Linked DNA regions of Homo sapiens: region 2 is linked to region 1. The links are chromatin contacts, found by Hi-C or POLR2A ChIA-PET in ENCODE. All regions are on one chromosome and are shown on one strand. The core of a region is the stretch at or near the end of the contact, and the rest is flanking DNA. Distances in the headings are between cores, read along the strand shown. Region 1 has its middle 26 kb from the start of MPRIP. Region 2 overlaps MPRIP (myosin phosphatase Rho interacting protein).

Region 1 (6,115 bases), core at 1,800-4,299:
AAGGAGTCCAATCCTCGAAGGTGGGAGAGTCCAGAGAAGAAAAGAGCCAAATGGAGGAAGAGGACCCTGGGAACCCTTGGGTGCCGCAGAGCTTGGGAGGTGACGCGTCTGGCCCAACTCTGCTCCTCTCTGCCGGTTCCCAAAGCCAGAAGTAGGCAGCTCCCTTATCCTGTCTTTTCAGAGGAAGTGTTGAGTCCAACAGGATGGGGTTCAAATCCCAGCTTCACCACTGATTCTGGACAAGTTTATTCTCCTTTCTTAGCCTCTGTTTCCTCATCTGGAAAGTGGGGCTGTCTGAGACTAAACCTGAGAAGGCACAGGAAGGGCTTCCCGTGGCTTCTGCAAAGAGCTCCACGAACACTCGCTCTCCTTCATCCGAGCAGCAATCCTCGCTGGGCCTCAGGTGCAGGGGGTAGCGGGGAACAAAACACCATCCTTGTGCTTTTACAGCTTACAATCCAGTGATTCTCATCATCAGTACATGTGGCCAAAGGCCCCTGGCTGACTTGTAGGCTGTGGGGTTGAATATGAGCCTCTGGGTGGTGTGGAAAATCCGGGAAACAGGTGGAAAGGGCAGCTATTCAAACCCTGCGAGGGTGCCGGGGCCATCAGGTTACACGTGGCAGCGCAGGTGAACTCAGGTCTTCTCACCTGGGGCTTGTCAGGTACTAGGGACAGCAGGCACCCAGATTCCTCTAAGGAGCCACAGGGCTGGCCAGGCCTCGAGAAGAACAGTGTCAAAGTTCAGGGGACCCTTTCTTTCACCCCTTCAGGAGCTGATGTCCCTGCAGGGCCCCCACAAAGCACAGCCGAGTTTCTCCCACTTTCTCTGCATCTCTTTCTGCCTTCAGCTTCCTCTGTGGTGGCCTTTGTTTTTCCTGCCCATCTTTGGTGGCTCTCAAATGTCATCCCTGCTCCACAGAGAAAAGGGTGCTGAGTGGCCAACCATCCAGCATGAGGGTCCCCTGCAGCAGCTCGCTCAGGCCAGGGCCCTCCCAGGATGCTAGTCCTGTGAACGGATGGAGTCTCCTGCCTGCTTGGTCACCGTGACCCCGGTGGGGAGAGACAGTCAAGGAGCACAGGCAGGATTTGTGCAAAAGATCTGGCCCGTGGCTCCTTTCTCAGTAGGGGCTGTGGGCTTCCAACCTTCCCAAGATTCCCCATGCAGAGCCAGGGCCTAAGCCACGGACCCCTTGGTCATCCAGGCCCCTCCAAGGCCCTGGGCCCACCAAGACCTCTAGCCTTGAAGCACATGGTCCCCAGCTTATGTAAAACTTGGCATGAGTGAGAAACTCAGCCTCAGTGGGTGAAGACTGCTGCCTCTTTCTGGCCTTTCCTCCAGCACACTTCGGGGAGGTGAGGGGGCTCCAGCTTGATCATCAGGGGGTGCTCAGGCACCTCCTTGCATAGGAAAGTTGTTTCTCACCACCCCAGCATGGGCTTGGCTTCCGGAAGCCCTTCCTCCTCCTAGGCTGACTCACCTGCTTGGCGCCAGGACATGGGAGATTCAGAGCCAGGGGTGGGGTCCTGCGGTTGTGGGCTGCGCGTAGATGGTGAAGGAGAATCAGAGTTGAAATGCATAGAGGCTCTCTAGGACACGGTGCAAATGTACTGGCAATCCACCCACCGATTCCAACACCTGACCAAGATCCCCGGATGCAGAGCAGGCAGGCTTTGCCTGTAGCCATGGAGAAACCAAAACCAGTGGGAGGTTCCCTTCCCATCTCTGCAAACGTGCTGTTCCCAGGAGCTCTGTCTACCTTGAATGCCCCATTTCTAGCTCTAGGATTTGCATCTGAGAGTGGGATGTGTGTTTATGAAGGGAAGACCACAGAAAATAATCTTTTGGGAAAATAAATGAGCGTTCTTCCATGCTTGGCCTGCTTTGACAATGCAGATTTTCCTTTTACTTGGAGCTTACCTTCTCTAGGCTATTTTCAATATTTTCAGTGGATGTGAGTTTGTTCTTGGAGCCAGACTACCTGGCTTCAAAGCTGCTTGCCACTTCCTACCTGGGACCTAAGGCGAGCCGTGTAGCTCTAGGTCCCTCACCTGTGAAACGGGAAGAACCACGGTGCCCACATTGCATCATACACTTGCATATGCAGGCACATCCTACCTGCAAAAAAGCAAGGAGCAGGGTAAGGGGGCAGCTATCTTGATCATGTTCCCCAGAAGCAGACCCTGATTTGTTATGGCAGTGACTGATGAAGGACGGCACCCAAGGAGAGCAGTAAGGGAACGGGGGTAGCAGACAGAGAGGGGAAAAGCCATGCAAGTCTGTGGCCCCAGGCAAAATCCTACAGAAGCAGGTCCCTCGGGGGACTGTGGAGTGGAGTCACATCTCTGTTTCCCAGCCTGAGCTAAGGATACACATGTCAGTCATTAGTGAAGGGCCATCCTGCGGCAGGGGGACACTTCCAGCTCTCTGCAGAAAGGACTAAGAGGCTCCAATAGCCTGATGACAGTCTCGCTGCAAAGAGTCATAGGTGTGGACAGTTGGAAACCAAGGCCATTCAGGCCAGGAAGGGGGTGCATGTGAAGGTGCGAGGGGTCACGCTTCTGTGACCTGCTGGTGGAGAGTGGACAGTAGCCACACAAGACAAAAGTGAGCGTTCTGAATTCAGAGACCAGAAATGGAGGCTTTCACAAATATGCATGCACCATGCTTTTTCATGGGATAGTCTATCTGGAAGATCATTCCAGGCTGCAGTATGTAAAGCTACCTCATTCTTCTTTTTCACAGTTGCAGAGTTCACTGAGTGGCTACGTTATTATGGAGCTCACCAACCTCTATTGATGGGTATTTAGATTGTTTCCAATCTTGCTATTACAAGAAAAACATGCCACAATAAATATCCTTGTACTAGGGCCATCAGCACATTTGCAAGTGTCCCTGTACATTTCTAGGAGTAAGTTTTCAGATCAAAAGGCATGTGCATTAAAAAAAATGTTGATAGTGGCCTTACCAGTTTATACTCCCACCAGTAATGTGTGAGAGAGCTTGTCTCCCACACCCACGGTGACACAGTGTTATCACAGTTTTGGATGATTGCCAATCTGATAGTTGAAAAATAGTCTTGAACTCTAGTTTCCATTTGCACTTCTCTGATTATAAATAAGGCTAAACATTGTTTATAAGCTCCAGGACCATTTCTACTTCCTGTTCTGTGAACTATCTGTTCATGTCCATACTTGTGGAAGTTTTTTCTATTGAAGTTTTATTTGTCTTATTGATTGTTAGGAGCTCTTTATATATTAAGGAAATTTGGATCTTGAGTAGAGTGACTTGAGGATGAAAGCAGAGAGAATTCATTCATCCAAGGGCTTCCCGTTCGGCTACCTAAAACTCATATCCAAACCAGTCCTTTCCAGGATGTGGTTTTTTACTTCTTCTTTTGGTTTTGTGAGCTAACCTATAACCTCCCAGCACATTCCTTGCTTGCTTTGCCTTGGCTAGACTTAGCCAGAGCTGATTTCAATGGTGTGAGGAGTCTTGATGTATCCACTCTCCCTTACCAGGTTGAGTCTGAGGGTCTGAGTTGATGTCGTCCCCATCTTCCAGCTGAGATTCCCTGCTTTTCTCTGTGGGTCCCTCAACTTCCAGGTCCAGGCAACTAGTGACCCTTCCTAGCCAGCTCGCTCAGGGGCGTTTGCAGCCTCCTCCGCCCTGTCCTCATGTCTAGGCCAGAGGTCCTGTTTTCTTCACTTGGAAGGTGATGTCGCTGATTGATTTAAGAGCTTGTTTGGGCTCTCAGCTCTGGGAGTGTAGGTAGTGGGTCTCCCTTGATAATTGTGTCCCAGAGCTTCAAAGGCCAGGGCCAGCAGGGCCCTTGGGGATTTTGGGGACCAATCACCACAGTGGACAGAGGAGATGCGGTGCAGAGGGGGAGCTGTCCCAGGTCACACACTGTGTTGGGGGACACATGTGGGTCCAGGAGACCCTTTCTGAATCACTGTTGAGGGTTCGTTCTTTCTCTTGGCAAGCACTCCTCAATGGCTGGATTCCCCAGCTTACAGGCAGGGCTGTGCCATAGTGAGCACCAACTCCACATGCAAAGGCAACCATAGCTGCCCTGTAGGCCAAGGACAGAGGAGCCTGTTTGGGGAAGTGGGGAGGTGGCTTGGAGAAGATGGCCTGGAAAGACTAGCTTGGGTTGGGGCATGGCAAGTGCAAAGGCCCTGAGGCAGGTGAGAATGAGCATTTTGAGCATGGAGGCCACAGGGAGAGGGTCCCACGGGCAGGGGTGTCGATCAGAGAGACCATCCTCCAACCAAGACCATGTAACCAAGACCTGGCAGAAATGGAAACAATGGGCAAAGAGCCTTCTAGGCAGGGGAAGTGGCCCAGGGAAGGCCGTGCAGTTGGAAGGAGCCGAAGCGCTGCAATAAAGTGTGGCTCCAGACTGGCTGGGACAGAGAGAGTGAGCCAAAGCAGTCAGGCAGGATGGCTTGGACACAGGTGGGATCCTGCTCGTTGGTCTGACAGGCTTTTATTCTGAGTGTACCTGGGAACACTGTGGTGGCCATGGTGTTTCTAGCAGGCAGGCCGTGGCACTGGGTGAGAGATGTGACTATGTGGGAGTGAGCACTCCTTCCATGGCCATGAAAAGGGCCTTAGAGATTGTGGCAGAAGCTTTCCCAGTACCCACACCCCAGGCCCGGCCACAAGGATATGGGCCGTGCTTCTGGCTGCCTGGGGCTTTCTCTGCGACACATTGCACCCCACGGGGAACCGCAGAACCAGCTCCATCACCATCAACCCAGAACTGCTGGCAGCCAATGCCCGTGAGAGTTGGGTTCAACACCCCAGCTGGCTGGCCGGGCTGGGGAGCCTCTGAGGTATGTTCTGCTCCCCCAGGGAGGGAGCTCCATGTGCCCACAGCGCTCCCTGTCACCCCCTCCACCCCGCCAGGAAGGGATCCTCCCCCAGGGATGGAGGTTCAGGTGCCCAGAGTGCTCCCTGGCACAGCCTGCCTCGGCTCTTTCTCTTGCCTGCCTCACTTCCTGCCTCATTTCCTGACTCAGCAACTGGTGTTTTCTGGACCCCTCCACATACGCTCAGATCCTCCTCTCAGGTCGGGGGAGCCCACCATAGCCAGGGCTCTTCCCAGAGACATACATGTATCCCCACTCTCAGGCCCTAGCCACTCGATGTCACCTGATGTTCCTGAACTATGACTCCCACAAAAGGTTGGGATCCATCCTTCCTGCTCACCGCTGAACCCCCAACTCCAGGCAGAGCCCCTGTGCATCGCAGACTCCTGGTAGGTGTTGTTGGAGGATGGTGAGGTGGGCCCTGAAGGCCAGGGAGGCTGAGGAAGAGTCCCCAGGCCAGGGAGAGAGAGGCTCAGCCAGACCTCCTGGGCCAGGAGCCCTCAGACCTCCCGCAGGTGAGGGACACGCTGTTCTGAACAGAGGCTGAGTGAGTTCTGTCCACAGCAATCCTGTCGAACCTGTCTGGCCGGGTACAGAGCTTCAGGGCCCATATCCACGCTCAGGGGCAGGTGTCCTCAGGCGAGGACCATCAGGCAGCTTTCCCCCTCCAGGGCCCCTCCCTAGACAGGGCTCACACCAGACTTGCCCAGGGCCACAGCCCAGGACAGAGTGTTTGGCCTGTCTAAGGCCCAATATAGATTCCAGAATTCATTCATGGTTGCTGAACATTCCAGTTCAGCTGGGGACATGGGACGGGCAGGAGGGGTCTGCTGCCTAATCTGATGGATCTTCCATCCTGGTGGGGCAGGGGGCAGATGAGAACCAAGTGGGCACACAGGGAGATGGGAACTCAAGGCAGGGGGATGGTGGCAGCTCCATGGGCAGCTCTGAGGGCCAAGGACAGAGGAGGTTGTTTTGGGGGAGTGGGGAAGGTGGCTTGGAGGGGGCGGACTACAAAGACTAGCTTGGGTTGGGGCATGGTGAGTGCAAAGGTCCCGAGGCAGGAAAGAATGAGGATTTTGAGGTCCTGAACAGAGGCTGGCAGTGGGGAGAAAGGACATGGCAGCGGGGGTGGGGAGCAGGCCTCAGGGCCAGGAAGCCATGGGGGCAACCAAGTGTGGTTCTGGGGGCATGGAGGAGCCAAGAGGAGAGGGTGAGGTGGAAGGTGGCCAGACTC
Region 2 (6,115 bases), core at 2,181-4,680, 170 kb after region 1:
TGGGAGGTTGAGGCGGGTGGATCACGAGGTCAGGAGTTCGAGACCAGTCTGGCCAACATTGTGAAACCCCGTCTCTACTAAAAATACAAAAATTAGCTGGACATGGTGGCACGCACCTGTAGTCCCAGCTACTCGGGAGGCTGAGGCAGGAGAATCGCTTGAACCCAGGAGGCAGAGGTTGCAGTGAGCTGCTGAGTTTGTGCCACTGCACTCCAGCCTGGCGACAGAGCAAGACTCCATCTCAAAAAAAAAAAAAAAAAGCAAAACAAAAAACCCCACACATGCACAGGATGTGTGATATGACTCAGTATCTGTTTGTGTTACAGGTACTTAAGTAGACATTTCTAAGAAGCCTAAAGGACTGCTATCTGGGTGGGTGGACAATGAGAAGGCCTTGGCCTTATCATCTTGCTTTAGACAGCCCTGTGCTACCAGGAGGAAGGTAGAGAATCATGGATAATGGGGGTAGGGGTCTGCTCAGCATTGAGGTCCCACACCAGAGTGAGGGGACCAAGTCCCTTTGAAGGGAATGCTGTTGTGGGCTACAGTCACAGTGCAGGAAGCCCTGGCGGGGCCCCACATACACATTCTCCCATTGTGCTGGTGTTTTATGGTGGTCTGAAGAGATCTAGCATGTTTTATGGTTATTGGCTTTGAATTCCCTTAGAGTTGTTTAAGGAATTGTCCTAAGTATGCTGCAGTAGGAAGCTTGGGAAATGTTTCAGGATTTAGTCTGGTTCCAGAGGGTTTTAGAAAGCAAAGGTAACAGGTCTGTTTGTTTTCATTATATACCGCAGATATAATGAAATCTAAAAGCAACCCTGACTTCTTGAAGAAAGACAGATCCTGTGTCACCCGGCAACTCAGAAACATCAGGTCCAAGGTGAGTCTGGGGTCCAGCCCCCTGGTGGGAGGGGCTTGAGGGACACTGGGGAGAGTAGCCCAAATTGAAGTATGAGTGCTCCCATGGGCCACAGCTGCCAAAGCCCCAGGGCCCAGCACTGAGCCAGCCCGAGCTCACCCTGCTGGGCTGGTTCTGGTGGCTTTGAGCTCTGTGTCTGTCTTGGAGCCACCTCCTGGCAATGACACTGACAGGCCAGGGCTGTGAAGAGCAGTGCTTGGCATGATCAGCTCCTGCCTCGAGGCCAGGTTTCACCCAGCCCTGCTCATGTCGGCCTGCTGTCAGCTGTGCCTGTGTTGTTCCTTGCACATCACTGTTGTGACACTGGTGCCGCCTCCAAGAGATGATGCTGCCTGCTCTTGTTCCCCAGCCAGGAAGCAGTACATCTTTAGTGTGCTGTCCAGAGCCAGCCATGCACAGGAGGGCGGGCGGAGGTGGGAGCGGCACCGCGTGTGTTTGGGATTGGTTGTGTGTCTCATGTCTGCTCTCTCCTCTGACAGTCCGTAATTGAGCAGGTCTCGTGGGATACCTGAAATGCACCCGCTTCCCGGCCCATGCAGGAGGTAAACCGCCTCTCCCACCGCCTGCATGCACTGCTCACACCCCCATGGCAAACGCCTGTGTCATGGTTACTTTATTTCAATTCATCCTGCTCCAACAAACACATACCAAATCCAAGTGAGGTTTCTTTAACCTGCTCTGGGGAGTTAATTGGCACTCTAACCTCTTAACAGAGATGACCCTGGCAGTGAGGTGCTCCTCTAGCCTGGTGGGCAGGCAGAGAGCCAGGCACCCATCAGCATGCATGTTGGATAATCTGTGCACAACGGCTGAACTCACTCCACCCCCTCAGGGGACACTTGTCTTGCCCTCTGTCACGAGGTGGAATTTACAGATGTCCACACTGGCAAGTGAAGTCTACCGTCACCAAAGGCCTCGCCCACCTAGTGAGCCACTTAGTGGCCTCTGTCTGTCAAGGCTAACAGGGTGGTCATTCTAGGAATGGATAAACCAGGACTAGAGCTTGGTGAAGATGGTTCAGAAGAGCGTGATAACTACAAGCAATAGGGGCGAAATATTTACCAGTATTTTTTTTTTTAATAAAACAAAAGCTTCTCACTAGGTGCCATTGAAGGCCCTATGCCAGAGAGGAGGTGGGGGAGGGCCCATGGTGGGAGACACCCTGAGAATGAGTAGTTGCCGGCTCAGTAGCTTGATCTCGTTCATCCCGGAATGAGAACATGGAGGAAAGCAAGAACCACGTCTTCCTCCCCATGCTGGCCCTTTCTCAGGCACACCCACAGCACCCCGCCGTCCGAAGGACTTCATCCTGAGGCTTGGTTAAAGAGTTGAAGGTTTTAAGCCTAGTCAGTTTGGTTTTATTTTTCTACAGTTCTAAGTCCCCTATACCCAAATATGGTTTAGGCTTGATTGAAAACTTAGCTTGGGCATTTTTCTTTAAACATAACGTTTTGTTTAGCAAAAGGAAACTTGTTCTTTTTTGGTTCACGGTTTTCTTACTGAAGATTCTACTACTTATTTGAGGCTAAACTGTAGCTAGTATCTTTGAGCTTTTCTTGAAGGAGTTTGAAGTTCACTATTAGTGATTTGGGCTTTTGGACCATGTCTATAAGTGACATGGGACCGGCTGTCACTGACAGGACCCTTCCAGGGAGGCTGTGCAACACCCACGGGCCCCTGACAGTAACTCTGTGCAGTGAGTGGGTGGGGGCCTCTCACAGTGGCTGGGAACCAGCCAGAGCAGGGATGAGGGAGCAGACTGTCTGGGCCCCAGGGCAGACTGAAAAGGATGGAGAGAAACCCCAGGATGGGGTCCTCCTCCTTATGTGTTTTTAAGTTGATGTTTGGCTTGGCTGGGTTTCCGTAATAAAAATCCTTGGAGTGCAGGGCTAGTCCTGCTGGCCCCAGCAGAAAGTCGAGGACTTCCTAGATGTCTGTGGTGCAACAGGGCAGGATGGGGCCGTGTTCGCGCTCCCAGGAGACATTAGGAGGCACAGGCATGGGTGGGTGTCATCCTTTTCCTCAACTGTATCTGAAGACTCCACCCAACCCTTCAAGAAGATGGAAATGCAGTTGCCCAGAAACCGTACTTCTCAGTGGTGTTTTTTGATGTGGCATCTGATGTGCACTGATCTGTGTCTTTTGTTCTGTTCTGTTTTTCTGTCCTGCCTCGCTCGAAAGGACCGCAAGTCTCAGCTGCTACAAAATCAAAGACAGCAAGTTGCTTAGGAGCAGCACAGCCTTTTCTGGGATTGAGACCAGAGAATGCTTCCCTCGGGGTTCTTAAGGGGCCCCCGTGTCTGTGGTCAGCTCAGTATGTGGGGCTACAGGAGGCACTCAGTGGAGACAACAGCCTAGGGGGAGATGAACCCCAGAGGGAGCTGGCTGAGCCTTGGGCTGAGCAGCCACCGGGAGAGAATCCAGAGGACGTAGAGAGAGAAACAGCCTCCTGCAGCCAGTGTGGGAATAACGTAGGGGATTTCACTTACTTCCCACCCTTGGAATTGTAGCAAGCCCAGCATCACCTGAGCCTGAGCTCTGCCCTTTGTCACTGGGGCAGGAGCCAGTAGCGAGCATGCTGGGTGCTGTGGCTGTCAGGGCGCTCCCCTCCCCTGGGCCTGCTGTAGCAGGAATCTGGGGCTTCTGACGCAGTGCCTGCAAGGAGCAAACCCAGGCCTTAGGAGTGATCAAACTCACTACAGTCCTGACAGAAAGTCCCCAACAAGCAGGAACCGGGATGTCAGTGACATCCCCCAGCCATGCTCCGGGGCCTGCCTCTGAGTAGCACTTAGGCTCAGGGCTGCCTGCCTGGCTTGGCCCCAGCCCCTTCAATGGTGACCAGATGTCTACCCAGGTCCTCTGCAAGACTGACTGCTGTGAGAACCCTGCACTCTGTGGGGAGGGACCCCCCAAGGGCACCTGGAAGCAGGCATGGGTGTTGAGGTACATCTGGGCTCAGAATGGGAGATGGATTTTCCCCCCATTCCCCCAGCCACTCTCTGTGGCAGGCTTCCAAAGAAACCCTCTCAGAAACACACAATTATCAAGCTGTGACAACTGCTTGAGGTGAGGCTCACCTGGACCAGTGAGGTTGTTTGTTTGTTTTGAGACGGAGTCTCGCTCTGTCGCCCAGGCTAGAGTGCAGTGGCGCGATCTCTGCTCACTGCAAGCTCCGCCTCCCGGGTTCACGCCATTCTCCTGCCTCAGCCTCCCATGTAGCTGGGACTACAGGCGCCTGCCACCACGCCCAGCTAATTTTTTGTATTTTTTAGTAGAGACGGGGTTTCACTGTGTTAGCCAGGATGGTCTCGATCTCCTGACATCGTGATCTGCCCGCCTCGGCCTCCCAAAGTGCTGGGATTACAGGCGTGAGCCACCGCGCCCGGCCTGGACCAGTGAGTTTTAAAATGCTTAGCAGCAGAACCCTGTATTTAAAAATCACATTGTTTATTTATTTACACAGACACATAGCTCCAGAATATAGCAAACAAGCAGGTCTGTTCTGGGTAGAGCTGGGTGGGGTGGGGGACAGTGGAGCTCCCCCTTCCCTTGAGCTTTGGAGGGAGCCTCAAGCTGACCAGCCCATGCTCAGTCCCCAGTCTATCACACCAGAGTCTCCAGGACAGTGCCAGAGTGTGCCTGAGCCTAAGCTGGCGACTTCCCAGTAGATGGGGTACAGCCTGCAGTTTCACGTTGCTCAGGTTTTTGGTTGAAACTGGTAGAATCAGGCAGACCCTGAGCTAGAGCCCATCCCTTCAGCTTCCAGTTTCTCAGTAAAGCCTGTACCTGCACCAGCTCTGGCAAGGGTAAGCCACAGGGAGTCAGCAGGGCTGAGTGTGATGGCGACACTTAGCGTGAAGAGGGAGATAAGTGAAGAGCCACAGCACTTTCCAGTCAGTACTGGAATGCCCTTCATTTCCAGTCATTCTCTGAAAAGTGCTCTTCCTTTTCTTATTCAGAAATTAAATCATTGAGGAAAGTCTGTAAGAATGAGATGGGAAATACTCTGTCCCCTAGTTAGTAAGATCTCATTCATCTCTGGACATACAGATTTAAGCTTTAGCAAGATTCCACGTGAACAGAGTATTGGTTTTATGTTTTGAAAATCTTACTAGATACGTTGGCGTGTTCCCACATCCCCATAACACTCACAGGCCTCTGATGAGGGAATGCCAGAAATGGGTCTGAGGGCAGCAGGTGCTGCGGAGGCACTGTAGGAGCGAGGCCCTGTCCCGGGACACCCATCCTGCTGGGGATTCCCTGGAGCATCTGGTCCTCCTCAGCTGAGGCTGTCAGGTGAAGAATCTCTGGAGCTGGATGTGGACAAATCCATTCACAAGACAAGACACGGGGATGGGCAGTCTCCTTGCTCATTGCACTGTTTTCCCTGGCTGGATTCGTTTGATCACTGCTTCTCTAAAGAGCCCTAAGCTCAGAATTTAGCTGCTTAAACACATGGTCTTGTCTCTCTGATTTTTTTTTCCTTTTTCATCCAAGTAATTTTGTGAAGGGGAAAACATCCTCCAATAACAGCATTTCCCGGGGACTCTCCTCCTGGCATGCCCACTAACCGCACCTGCACCCGGCTCTCTGACTGATGCCGGCTCCACCAGCGGTCCGGTCTGGTCCGGTCCGGTCCAGTGCAGGGGGTCTAACGGTGTGTTTATTTTCTCCTCCTGCTCTGTCTCTACCCAGAGTCTGAAGGAAGGCCTGACGGTGCAAGAACGGTTGAAGCTCTTTGAATCCAGGGACTTGAAGAAAGACTAGGTGTGTCCCATCCAAGTTGAGCACGCGCCTTCCCCAGCTTGCAGCAGCACACCCCAAGCGCTGCTTTTCACCTGTACCTTTGTTTTATTATTATTATTATTATTGCTGTTGTTGTCATCGTTAACTGTGGGCATGGAATGCGTGAGGCTGGCTTCTGGGTTGTCCACACCACTCTCTGCTGTGTTGACTTCCTGTTGTCTTCATCAAAGCTTTTTTCCGTGGTATTCTAAAATTAGGCCAGCAGTGGGGGCTGGGAGGGCATCTGTGTTAGTCCTTTCCTGGCTGTGACCCGCCACACTCACTGTCAGTATTAAGGCCCAGCAGCCTGTTGATAAGCTACCCTGTCTCACCATGTGCTGGTGTGGAAACGGGGCCCAGCCAGCACGCCTCAAGGTAGATGGAATCCCCACTGGTCAGAGAAAAAGC

What was found. Hi-C counts contacts between places; a loop is a spot of excess contacts on that map. ChIA-PET counts read pairs that join two places held with the same protein, here RNA polymerase II (POLR2A). Pooled maps may share reads with other maps.
Region 2: a loop to region 1 is called in a pooled map, with 2.9 times the contacts of the local background. The contact joins two enhancer-like sites. A Hi-C loop is called at or near these places in 4 of 168 maps with a recorded cell type or tissue (Caco-2, IMR-90, chondrocyte and 1 more), 4 of 37 single-sample maps with no recorded cell type and 6 of 50 pooled maps. POLR2A ChIA-PET finds 5 or more read pairs at or near these places in 7 of 52 experiments (A549, AG04449, HCT116 and 3 more).

Annotation. Positions count from the first base shown.
Region 1 is chr17:17,013,350-17,019,464 of GRCh38, forward strand. No RefSeq gene overlaps it. Among named protein-coding and RNA genes, the nearest start is that of MPRIP, 26 kb to the right of the region's middle. Within about 2 kb of position 3,050, at least 2 of the 41 ENCODE cell types and tissues checked have a DNase peak (open chromatin) inside an H3K27ac peak, as active enhancers do.
Region 2 is chr17:17,179,206-17,185,320 of GRCh38, forward strand. MPRIP (myosin phosphatase Rho interacting protein) reads left to right here. Exons shown (of 24, transcript NM_001364716.4): 23 at 798-883; 24 at 5,618-6,115. The coding sequence ends at 5,689. Among named protein-coding and RNA genes, the nearest start is that of PLD6, 24 kb to the right of the region's middle. RefSeq lists an enhancer at 5,596-6,096. Within about 2 kb of position 3,431, at least 6 of the 41 ENCODE cell types and tissues checked have a DNase peak (open chromatin) inside an H3K27ac peak, as active enhancers do.